2 separate regions of the Homo sapiens genome follow, and region 2 is linked to region 1. The links are chromatin loops, found by intact Hi-C in ENCODE. Cell type or tissue: PC-9. All regions are shown on one strand. Links, peaks and the distances in the headings refer to the core of each region. The heading gives the core; the rest is flanking DNA. Region 1 holds the start of LNCATV (lncRNA negative regulator of antiviral signaling). Region 2 holds the start of LOC105373210 (a long non-coding RNA gene).

The links. Hi-C counts contacts between places; a loop is a spot of excess contacts. Peaks named below come from ENCODE experiments on the same cell type or tissue, not always from the same donor. Only the 100,000 strongest peaks of a DNase experiment are listed, where the experiment ranks them.
Region 2: a loop joins it to region 1, with 8 times the contacts of the local background. A loop is called at or near these places in 4 of 110 quality-filtered maps.

The regions. Positions count from the first base shown.
Region 1 is chr1:234,960,734-234,966,109 of GRCh38, reverse strand. LNCATV (lncRNA negative regulator of antiviral signaling) reads left to right here and starts at 2,111. Exons shown (of 4, transcript NR_125945.1): 1 at 2,111-2,343. RefSeq lists enhancers at 2,463-2,512, 2,533-2,832, 2,146-3,345. In PC-9, for the core only: a CTCF peak has its summit at 2,102; DNase peaks (open chromatin) are centred at 1,759, 2,539, 3,269 and 3,859; H3K4me3 peaks cover 3,607 bases; H3K27ac peaks cover 5,000 bases.
Region 2 is chr1:234,744,138-234,749,513 of GRCh38, reverse strand. It overlaps LOC105373210 (a long non-coding RNA gene), which reads left to right and starts at 760. Exons shown (of 3, transcript XR_949292.3): 1 at 760-1,421; 2 at 1,964-2,650; 3 at 3,123-3,978. In PC-9, for the core only: no CTCF peak of the experiment used is centred there; DNase peaks (open chromatin) are centred at 2,633 and 3,503; H3K27ac peaks cover 1,687 bases.

The DNA of each region.
Region 1 (5,376 bases), core at 135-5,134:
TGTAGTCCAGCCTAGATGACAGAGCAAGACCCTGTCCCAAAAAAGAAAAAAAAAGTTTAAAATGAGCTTTAAAAGACTGGCTTACAGGCTGGGTGTAGTGGCTCACACCTATAATCCCAGCACTTTGCGAGGCTGAGGTGGGCAGATTGCTTGAGTACAGGAGTTTGAGACCAGCCTGGGCAACATGGTGAGACCTTGTCTCTTAAAAAAAAAAAAAAAAGAAAAGAAAAGGACTTGCTTACAATATCTCTCATGCTTGTAATTGGAGGTCATACCTTCAAGAATAACTACAAAAGCTTTTATTTTTCTTTGTATTAAAAAACCAAATCAACAAAAACTATTCTTCCAGACAACCTCTATAAACGTTCCAAACTAAAATTCATGAGATTCCCTTCAGAGTATTTTGTTGTTCCAAATAAAGAAATTCTGTAATATAAAGAGCTTTTTAAGACACAGATATAAGGTGATGCCTTATACTTGCCTATCCATCCTATTTTTCTCTATGCTTTGCTGGTCTGAGTAGACAGGGTTGGTAATGACCCCAAATGGAACACTTCTCTAAGTGATGGGAAGATCTCATGCAGTGTCCTTCATCAGAAGTACCCATTACCTAGTGCCCTTGTTGGCACTGGAGCTGGAAGGCTCAGGATAGCAGGGAACAGGCAGCCCACAGTCCTGGAAGCAGGCCTGGTGGCACAGGCCTGGGTATGGAGTGTCAGTGGTGGCAGAAGAGGGGAGTCACTGTTTTCTTCATTAGTTAATGCCTCTCCCCTGGAGGGAGGGCAAGAGCTATGGTCTACACAGCCAAAGTGAGAGGGTGGTTGAGCAATTCTCCAGCAAACTCAGGCAAAATCAGGCAAGCATATTTAGGCCTAGAAGTCCTGGTTACCACAGCCTAAAGTGATAGGGACAGAAAGTGAAAGGAACAGAAAACCAGTCTGTATTTGTTTTATGTGAATTTTGGAGCAATGGCTTTTCCAAAGGAGGAAAGAAGAAGTTATTCTTTTTAAAACACAGTTGAAGAAGAGGATGCTTTTCCTATGGACATAGTAGGCCATTTACCAACGAGTTATTAAGATAAAAAATACCTACTGGGCCTGTGTAGGAAGCCTGGAATTCTCTTACTTTATTGTATTTTCCTCTAAGGATATATTGCGTTATTCCACAACAGGCTGGTCATAATCTTTGAGAGATTTACTTCTGAGACTTTTTGGTGTGGCTTCATTCACACTTCACATTTCCTAAGAGAGACAATTTTGGCTACTTTGAAAGAACCCTCCCTCAAACATAAACATCACAGCATCCTGACTTTAGAGTGTCTGTCTCAACATTTCAATGTTAGAAGGTTTATTGGAATGCAGACAAATAAAATAAGATAAATAAAATCTCAGTGTGCTTAAACTGAGAGCAGGTTCTTTTTTGGAAGATGTGCGTGTGTGTGTGTGTGTGTGTGTTGATGAGCTAAGTGTTGATTATAACCCAAAAAGACGGAAAGTGTGAGATTAGATAAGTGTCTGCTAGATCCATTATTGCTGTGTGCATTCTGTGAAATGGGCTTAGAGTTCACTGGTTGTAGCTGCAGGATAAAGTTCACTTGTTGTTTATTCTCAGTCTGATTAGGCCACCATTGAAAACAGAATGTGAACTACTGTCCAGAAGCCCTCTGTGAACTTCAGGTCTGCCTTAGGAGGGACGCTTCCAGCGAGGGAGCGCGTGATGAAGTCTGCAGGCATTGCTGGGGCAACGCTAAGTGGCCGCTGGCCAGGGTAGAAGTTAAACCAGGAGATGGCTGTCAAATGCAGTTGTTAGGTGTGGCACATCTTTCTCAAGCTGCTGAGCTGAGCAGGAAAGAGAGACGTTTGTTTATGGATTTATCTCATCTATAAGACACTCTTATTAGATGAACTCTATATCAGTTCTATGTAGAACTCTGTACCAGTTCTATAAGGCACTCTTTAATCTGAATCTTTTTATTTGCTCAAGAGAAAAATAAGTCTGACTTGCATCCCATTGAAGATTTAGATTGCACTGTTTACATCTTTCACCTGCGCCGCGGTAGCGTCCTCTACCGATGCTATCCTACGTTGATTTTTCCAGCAACCTGGGAAGCAACCTCATAGGTGGTTTGGGATGTCTTTTGGCTGTGCTTAAAAATTTCCAACAGATTTGCTACACATCTTAGGATAAATATGTTTCCTGTGAATTGTGATGATTTCTTACAGTACATTTGCAAGCATGTGTATGCATCTGCAGGAAACATAGCCTGGCTCTGTGAAGGAATACTGCTGTGACCGCAAAACTGTTTCTGTAGAATTTTCTCCGGTGTGGTCATCCTGCCTTCAGGTCAGTGAATAGATGGTGTTTGGACAGCGTCTGGCACAGATACTTTAACCTTAAAGCTTAATGTATAACTGGTATTTTTTCCCCCTTCTGTGTCAGCAATTGGCAACGGGACACTGTAAATAAGGATTCTGGTTTGTAAATGGACGTCTGTTCCTCCAGGGGAGGGGAAGGCTGGAGTAAGCAGTTTTGAAATTCATGCTGCAAGTGATAAGATAATTTGAGTAACCTGTAAGACCTGTGGATTCACAGGTTTCAAAAACAGGAAAGTCTCTTGTTTGAAAACCCTCTAAAGCAACATGTGGGCTTAGAAAAGAAGCCGGCTTGTGGTTTGGTGATTGTACTTCCTTATTGATATAATGGCCGCTGACGCAAGGCCTCCTGGGATTGCAGCGCGGTGACCGCAGGCCTGACGGTTACCCTGACCGGGTTCTGAAACAGCCCGGGGCTTTCAGCACAGATGAGAAGTCTAAAAATTTCCCTTTTCATTTCCTCTCTTGTGTGACTTTGTCATTTTTAAAAAAACTGGTCACAGAAAAGGGAATTTTGCCCATGCTTTTAAGGAGTTTATCTCGACTGAGTAGCTTCCCCGCCACTCCTCTAAAATCCCTCCTCAAAAACCCCAAGTTAAAAAAAAAAAAGATCTATTCTTGTAGATTTTTTTTGTGTGGGTCTATGTTTCATTCATCTGCTTTCAGGCTGGATTTATAACAAGCAGAACTTTTAAAACGGTATGATTTTAAAATAAAATTAAAAAAAAAACACGCTGAGATCTTTCCATAGCTTTGGCTTCTGGGAGTTGAAAGCGCAGGTACGTGCTACATCTTCTGGAAACCTAACCCTCGCACGCCAAGCGGGAGGCTCTTTTGGTCAAATACTCCCAGGACTTATGCTTGAGTTCTGAAATAAGTGAAAGCAGATGCCATTCCTGTGCGACATAGCTAACTGACCGCAGCCCAGAAAGTTCTGTTGGCTAGCTGTGTGGGGGCTGTCTTAAGCCCTGAAAACATTCTGCATCAGAACTCAGCTTCAGAAAGGGGTTCCTGCTCTCCTGTCTGCCCTGGAGATAGTCACGCATGACAGCTTGTGGGCTGACTGAGCATTTAGGCAGCTGCTTTTCCTCTCTCCCTCCAGGAGGAAAATAGAGCAAAAAGGTAGAACTTACTTCCACACCCAAGTTTCTCCTGAAAGCACTGTGCCTGTTTTGTTTGCTACACATCTTGGGTATGTATGTTTGCATCTATGCATGCAGGCATGCATGAGTTATTTATGTGTGTTATTTGGTCCAGCCTTGAAGCTCCTTTTATTTTTCAGTGAATTGAAAGAAGGTAACCTTTGGATGTATATATTTTAGTGCTCCAGCAGATTACCAGTGAAACATGCCGACTCTCACCAAACCACCCCATGTTGCCAAATCTTCTCTCTTGGCCCTGATGATGTGCAACTTAAAACCAAGGTCCAGGTTGACTGCACAGCAGAGTTTACTGTTCGCTCTCTCGCTCTCTCTCCTCTCTCTTTTTTTCTGTAAGCCCAATAAATCTGCCCTATCACGTCATTGAGGCCACAAGGAAATGTAATCCTGCCAAGTGTGGGAGTTAACAAAAACTGCCAAAGTCTTAAGGTTGCAGAGAGAGCAAGAACCACTTTCTGGGTTACGCATGTCTACTGTGTATGTGCAGGGGTGCCATGTGTATGTACCGCGTGTGTGTGTGGGTACTGTGTGTGTGCATGGATGCTATGTGGATTCACCATGCACTACCATGTGTGCATGAGCACCATGTGTGTACACTGAGAGTGTATGTGGCTAGCAGGTGTGTGTACTCTGTGTACCTGAGCACTGTGCGTACCTGTGCACTGAGCCTATATATGGGCATGTGTTTATAGCATGTATGCATGTGTGCTATGTGTATATACCATGCACTTGCACACATATACTGTGTGTGCAGCACACCAGATGCCACAGATATGGTGGCGGGAGGGTCAATGACAGGGAACTGGGGGGAGGCAGGTGTGAGGCAGGCCTGCTTGGGAACAGGTAAATCACTTAAGGATGCAGTGCTTTTCATCTGCTTTGCTGCTCTTTTCCTCTTAAGCAGCATGCGCTGAGATTGCAGAAACCTGAAAGATAGGGAAAGTGTGTATCCCATCTCCCCTTCCTGCCTGACTCTCAAGTAAGTTTTCTTTAAGTATCTTTTTTCTTCAGCTTCAGGAAAAAGAGGACCTTAGAACTGAAGGAGCAAGATTCCAACATCACACTGTTTTTGTTAGCTGTGTGTGTGTGTTTCCTGTGTATCCAAAAGACAGAGGAGATGAAAAAGCAAAAGAAAAGAAACGAGGAATCAGATTGGAAAGAGTATGAGTTTGTACTTATGAAATAAAACTTTTATCTCTCTACACAGGACCGGGAGTCTGTCCCAATTTCCTGTCTCTAACCTCACTGGAAGTGCTGACCCACTTCTGGCTATTTTTATGTGTTTCTTTGAAAATGCTTACTGTGATTGGAGTTGACTTGCCGACTCTGTTCTGCAGCCTCCCCACCACCTGAGTCCCAAAGGGCGGCCCTTCCCACCTCACGCCCAGTAATTATGGGTGAGCGCAGAGCCAAAGGATGGCAGGGCTTTGTTGGTGGTGCGACCAGCGGGTGACCCCTTTCCTCGCAATCAGAGACTCAGGGACAAGCAGCTTGCACCTGCACGTGGAGCTTTGCACACGGCCTTTTGCCTGATTTTCCTCTTCGAGGCATGCCCCCTCCATGAAAGATGGGCATCTTCCCATGTTCCGGAATTCTTGGGGGTGCGCTGATTCCAGGCTCTCGCCCCAGCTTTGGGCCCAGGGCAGTGAGCATGTGTAGTTACTTATCTAGGATTGCAACCTGAGTCAACAGTGAAACCAGGAAGTGAACTCGGGGTCCGGCATTGTATGGAAAGTTGGGTGTATTTACTTTTCTCTTAAAGCAAACTTTGATTGACTCTTTAATAAGTTACCATGGAGGATATAGTTCTGGTGAGATTTGACTTGGCATCCAAATCTAAGGCA
Region 2 (5,376 bases), core at 209-5,208, 220 kb after region 1:
TGCCACCTCTGCCTCCGGGGTTCAAGCGATTCTCCTGCCTCAGCCTCCCAAGTAGCTGGGATTATAGACATGTGCTACCATGCCCAGCTAATTTTTGTATTTTTAGTGGAGACAGGGTTTCACCATGTTGGCCAGGCTGGTCTCGAACTCCTGACCTCCGGTGATCTGTCCACCTCCACCTCCCAAAGTGCTGAGATTACAGGCATGAGCCACTGAGCCTGGCCTCTCTACTCATTTTTAATCAACTCAATTGGAATAAAATTTACATACAATAAGATGCACAGAATTGAAGTGTGCAGTTTGATGACAAACGCATGTGTGTAAGCACCATCCGAATCAGGATGAAGCATCTCCATCACTTCAGAAAGTTCCTGCATGCCTGTTTGCTTTCATCACCCCCCTCCCTGTTCCCACCACCAACCCAGACAACCCAGGCCACCAGTGATCTGAGTTCTGTCATCAAAGTTTTGTTTTCCCTCTTCTGGACTTGCCATATGAACAGAATCAATTGGTATACAGTCTTATGTCTGGCTTTTTTTGCTCAACATAATGATTGGGTTCATCAATGCTGAGTAAGTCTATCAATAGTTTGTTTCTTTTTATTGCTGAGTAGTAGTAAATTGCATGAATACAATAATCTTTTCTTTTTTAATCTCTCCCCCATTAACAGATATTTATGGTTGTTTTCTCCATGCATTTTTTTAGAGGAGAGGGGCTTGCCTTTCCAACCAGCTTGTGAACGCTTGAAGGGCAAGGATGTGTCTCACAGGCTCTGTCATCCACCCCTGAAGCACCTTATCCAGTGCCACTTCAGACTAGGCCCTCCAACGTGTTGGTTAATTGAATTATAGTTTCGGATAAGATGTGGTCCCTGCCTTTAAAAAGCTTTTAATTTAATTATGGAAGCAGCTACAAACATCAATCCATTATTCCAAGACAACACATTTATCCATTCATTCAGCAAGTTTTTATTTTAGAGAAGAGAGAAAGCATGTCCATGCATACCTGAATCATGGGGCAGAAAGTGAAATGTGGTGCAGAGGAAATTCAGGCGAGGAGCCACAAAAACTGAGAGCAAAGTGACTTTGCTAAGAGGCTCTGGGAAAAATCTCAAAGGGGAGGAGCAAATGCCCAGACCTAGGAGACTGGGCAGAATTTGGACACAAGGAAGTCATTGTGGGCTGACAGTACAGGGTCCAACAGAGGCAAAGAGCTGGAAATGCAGGGAAAGAAAGGGGAACATCCTCCTCTTCCAGCGGAGGAAGCTGGGTGAAGAAAGGAGAAGCATTGCGCTGGTGTGGGAAGCACGGGGCCGCTAAGGTTGAAGTGAGTGGAGATGGGAGGCGGCGGGAGTCACTAGAGGCTAGGAAGAGAGGCTCACACTACAGAGGGCCTTGAGTGCCAGGCTAGGAAATCCATAGGTAAGTTCAAACACACATTACATGCCCATCAAACTTATGTGAGGATGGGGATACCATTATAATGATTTAGCATCTGTCCACTGCAAGGAAAAACCTCCACTGTTTATGAATTATTATATGCATGTTACAGGTGAATAACTGAGGCTGAGTCAGGATTCAGCCCTAATTTCTGTTAACTCTGCTCTGGGCAGAGTGAGGCTTTATGCACAGCAGATGGTAAATGCATGTAAAAGCATGAGACTCGGTGTATAAAGATCAGAGAGAGCTAAAGTGTGTATGTGTGTGTGTGAGTGTGTGTGAAAATCATTATAAGTATATAGAAATATAGAAATAGAATTGAATTGTTTGTTTTAAGGGATTGAAATGCAATGAACTTATTGTCAACACTGCATGATACTTTGAGGGCTTCATACTTTTTCAGTAATTTTATATTCATTTTGTCATTAGATCTTCACAGTAATCCTGAAAGTTCAATAAGTCAGATATTATTATTATTATTATTACTACTACTACCACTACAATGATTATTCTTGATTTTTCAGGGGAAGAAGCCAAGACTCAAGGAGTTAAGAACTTTTCCAAGGGTAGCTATTAGCCAGGACTCAAACCTACATACTTGAATGAATTTCTACAACCTGTTATTGAAGACTAAGGAGTAAGAATTCTGCCGGAAGACTGTGTTGCCGAACCAATCAGTTTGTCTAAAACTCTTTCACTCCCCATCCCCAACTCCCTGTTGGCCTAGGGGCAGTCTGAGAGGGGGCTTAGAATAAATCAGAAGAGGGGTCTCATTCAGATTGTTTTGCTGTGATCACATGTGAGTCAGATTTTTCTTCTGTAACAAGAGGTAGTTGAAGAGGTAAATCCCTAAGCTTTCTGCCATTGTAGACAGGTGTTCTTCTCTGATCCTCAGGGCCACAGTCGGAAAGGAAGTTGTCTGCACTGAGAACCGGGAGGGATCCCTCCGTTGCTTCCATGAGGGTGCGGGACTCATGGCTCTGGGCCTCCAAGGCACCACGGCCTCTGGCTCCATTCCACCCTCCCCGCGCTCTCCTCAAACCTCAGGCTTCCTTTTTCTGCCTGCTGCAGGGCTTCTCAGCCTGGGCTGGATCCTGGACAGACAGGCCCAGGCAGGCTGTGCACTGTGACCTGGGGCCTTGCTGTGAACAAAGAGGACTTCAAGAGGAGATGGCCTGGAGGAGTTCGCCTTTGTGGTCATTTTGCTTCAGGTAAATCCTGTATAACCAGGAACCAGGGATAATGAGTCAGGGACCGACCATGAGAAACACACTGTTCTAACACAGCTTCTGAAGAGCCTTCTGGAGGGGGCTCGAGCTTCCCACATGGGGGGCCTCTTTCCAAGACCCAACTGCCTAATTTGGAATCTCCCAAAAAGTTTGTTTGCTTTTGTGCGCACATGATTCCCAAGACAGTGTGTTAAATGACTTGAATGAATCATCCACTGCTCCCTCCATTTATCTACCACCTGCTTCCTTTTCAGTCCGTGACAACCTGGCTTCCATCAAACCAATCAGCCCATCACCCAATACTAGCTGTTCCAAATATAAATTGTTGTCTTTGTCACTTTGCGTAGTCACTCTCCTCTTGAAATATACACATGTTGTGAAAGGACTCTAGAAATAAATCTTTCCTCATTAAAATTTTCTACACATGCGTTAATTTTTCCTCCCTTTTCAACAGCGGACCAGTCAGCAAATAATGACTGCCCTTGGTCATCCCTGGGAAGATAAAGGATTATTAAAAGAGGGCCCGGCAGCTTGCAGATTACACCTGCTACATTTGGAGTGGAAAGAGGCTTCTCTGTCAGTGCCCCTTGCCCCCATGGAAAGACACTAATAGCAATCTTCAACCATAATTGTTTGGTCCATTTTGTTCTGGACCAAGTTTGCATAAGTTTTAAGCCTGAAAGTCAAAGAAAAACGAAATCTTACACGTCAACATGGCCTTTCCATCACTTGAAAAAGGCACCCTCTCTCTCTCTTTCTCTCTGCCTCGTAAACACAGCGGTCTTGCTCAGAGCAATCTTGAGCTCTGAGCTGTGAAGAATTGCTGTAGGTAGGAAGAAACGTTGGCTCTGGAATTCAATTAACTGTCAGCATTGCTGTTCGAGTCAGGATGACTCACTCCTCTTCAGCAAATGGGCATGGGGGCTGTGAGCCTCCAAGATTAATGGTGATTGATAAGCCGCTGGAGCTCCAGGACGAAGCCTCCCAGAATCCTTCCCTCACCCACACACGTTTTTACATGAAAATATAATAGATAGTGGGAGAGGATGTGTGAGTACAGAGGAGATGCTGTCAAGAATTTGCCTGTATCCTTTTCTTTTATATTGGTAAGTTTCACTGGATTCTAAGCTACTGAAAAGCAGGGACTATGTTTTATATTTCTTTTCTCTCAGTTCATGTCCAAATTAATGCATCAGGTGAAAAGAAAGGATGCTGTCTGATACCCCATGAGGTAGGTATGAGGCCCATTCTATAAATGAGGGGAAGCAACGTGCTAATAAGAGAAAAAGCTAGGACTCGGTCCCAGAAAGTCTGCCAAGGGTGCCAGCTCCAACCGCTGCAGGTGCCGCCTCTTCACGAGCACGTTACGCCATTTCTCTCTTTAACACGGAAAGCAAAATGTGGGCCTGACTGTGGTGAGGGCATGCTTTTCCATTCTAAATGGCAGCTAGCATGCATTACATGTACAATATACAACAGGAATACAATACGCGGGAGAGAAAACCTTCCCTCCCCTTTTCCTCAGGCACCTGGCTGGTTCAGGCTCCAGTGGCTTGGTTTTGTCGCTGGTGTTGTTAGTTTCCCCCAGCATCCCCATTCATTTTCCAGAATCCTCTGTCCCTCATTGTAGTTTTGTATTTGCAGATACAATCTAGGAAACAATTCAGATGGGAAAAGAAATCTTTTCATGAGAAAGGATAGTAAAATTAACAGAAAGCTGGTTAAACTTACAATTTCCTCAAGTATTGAGAATAAACATGAATCCATGAGAATAAAAACTCAGTATGGATTTGTCCACAACGCTTAGGAGGAACATGTTAGAAGTGCCACATGCAGGCCAGGCGTGGTGGCTCACGCCTGTAATCCCAGCATTTTGGGAGGCCGAGGCAGGAGGATCAAGAGGTCAGGAGATCAAGATCATCCTGGCTAACACGGTGAAACCCTGTCTCTACTAAAAAAAATACAAAAAATTAGCCGGGTGTGGTGGCATAAGCCTGTAGTCCCAGCTACTCGGGAGGCTGAGGCAGGAGAATCGCTTGAACCCGGGAGGTGGAGCTTTCAGTGAGCCGAGACGCACCACTGCACTCCAGCCTGGGTGACAGAGCGAGACTCTGTCTCAAAAAAAAAAAAAAAGAAAAAGAAAAAGAAAGAAAAAGAAATGCCACATGCATGTAAGAGTCCAGGCAGGGTGGTCAAACTGTCAGATGCGCAACATTCGAGGGGCAAAAAGGATGAAATAAGATGCTCTCTAAACGCATGAGCAAGACCAGCTGTCAAAGCACTGGCGCCTTTATTCACACATTTTGTAAACCTCAGGTAGACAGGAGACAGCAGTAAGTACGTGACCTCAGCGCGTGATCCTCATTCAAACTGGAATTCGAGTATCACTGGTCTCAGCTGCAGACATTTCAGAGTGGGTCCATTTGCTCTTAGGAACTTCCAGGGCACCCCAGCACCACTTGTTTTTGCCTTTGTCTTTGCTTTCCTTCCCCACATCCCTACAAAACCAAACAGACTTGCTCTCCCAGCTTCACAAAGAGAAACGGATTCCAAGAGGAAATCACTTCACAGCAAGTGAGCCCTGGGAAGAATTAAAGACTGAGGAGCCCTTGTAATGAGATTAAGGGAAAAATGCTTTTGTGCATCCAACTCAGACCCGTCCTCAGTATGCAGGACGCGAGTGGTGCCAAAACAAACATGGGTATTGT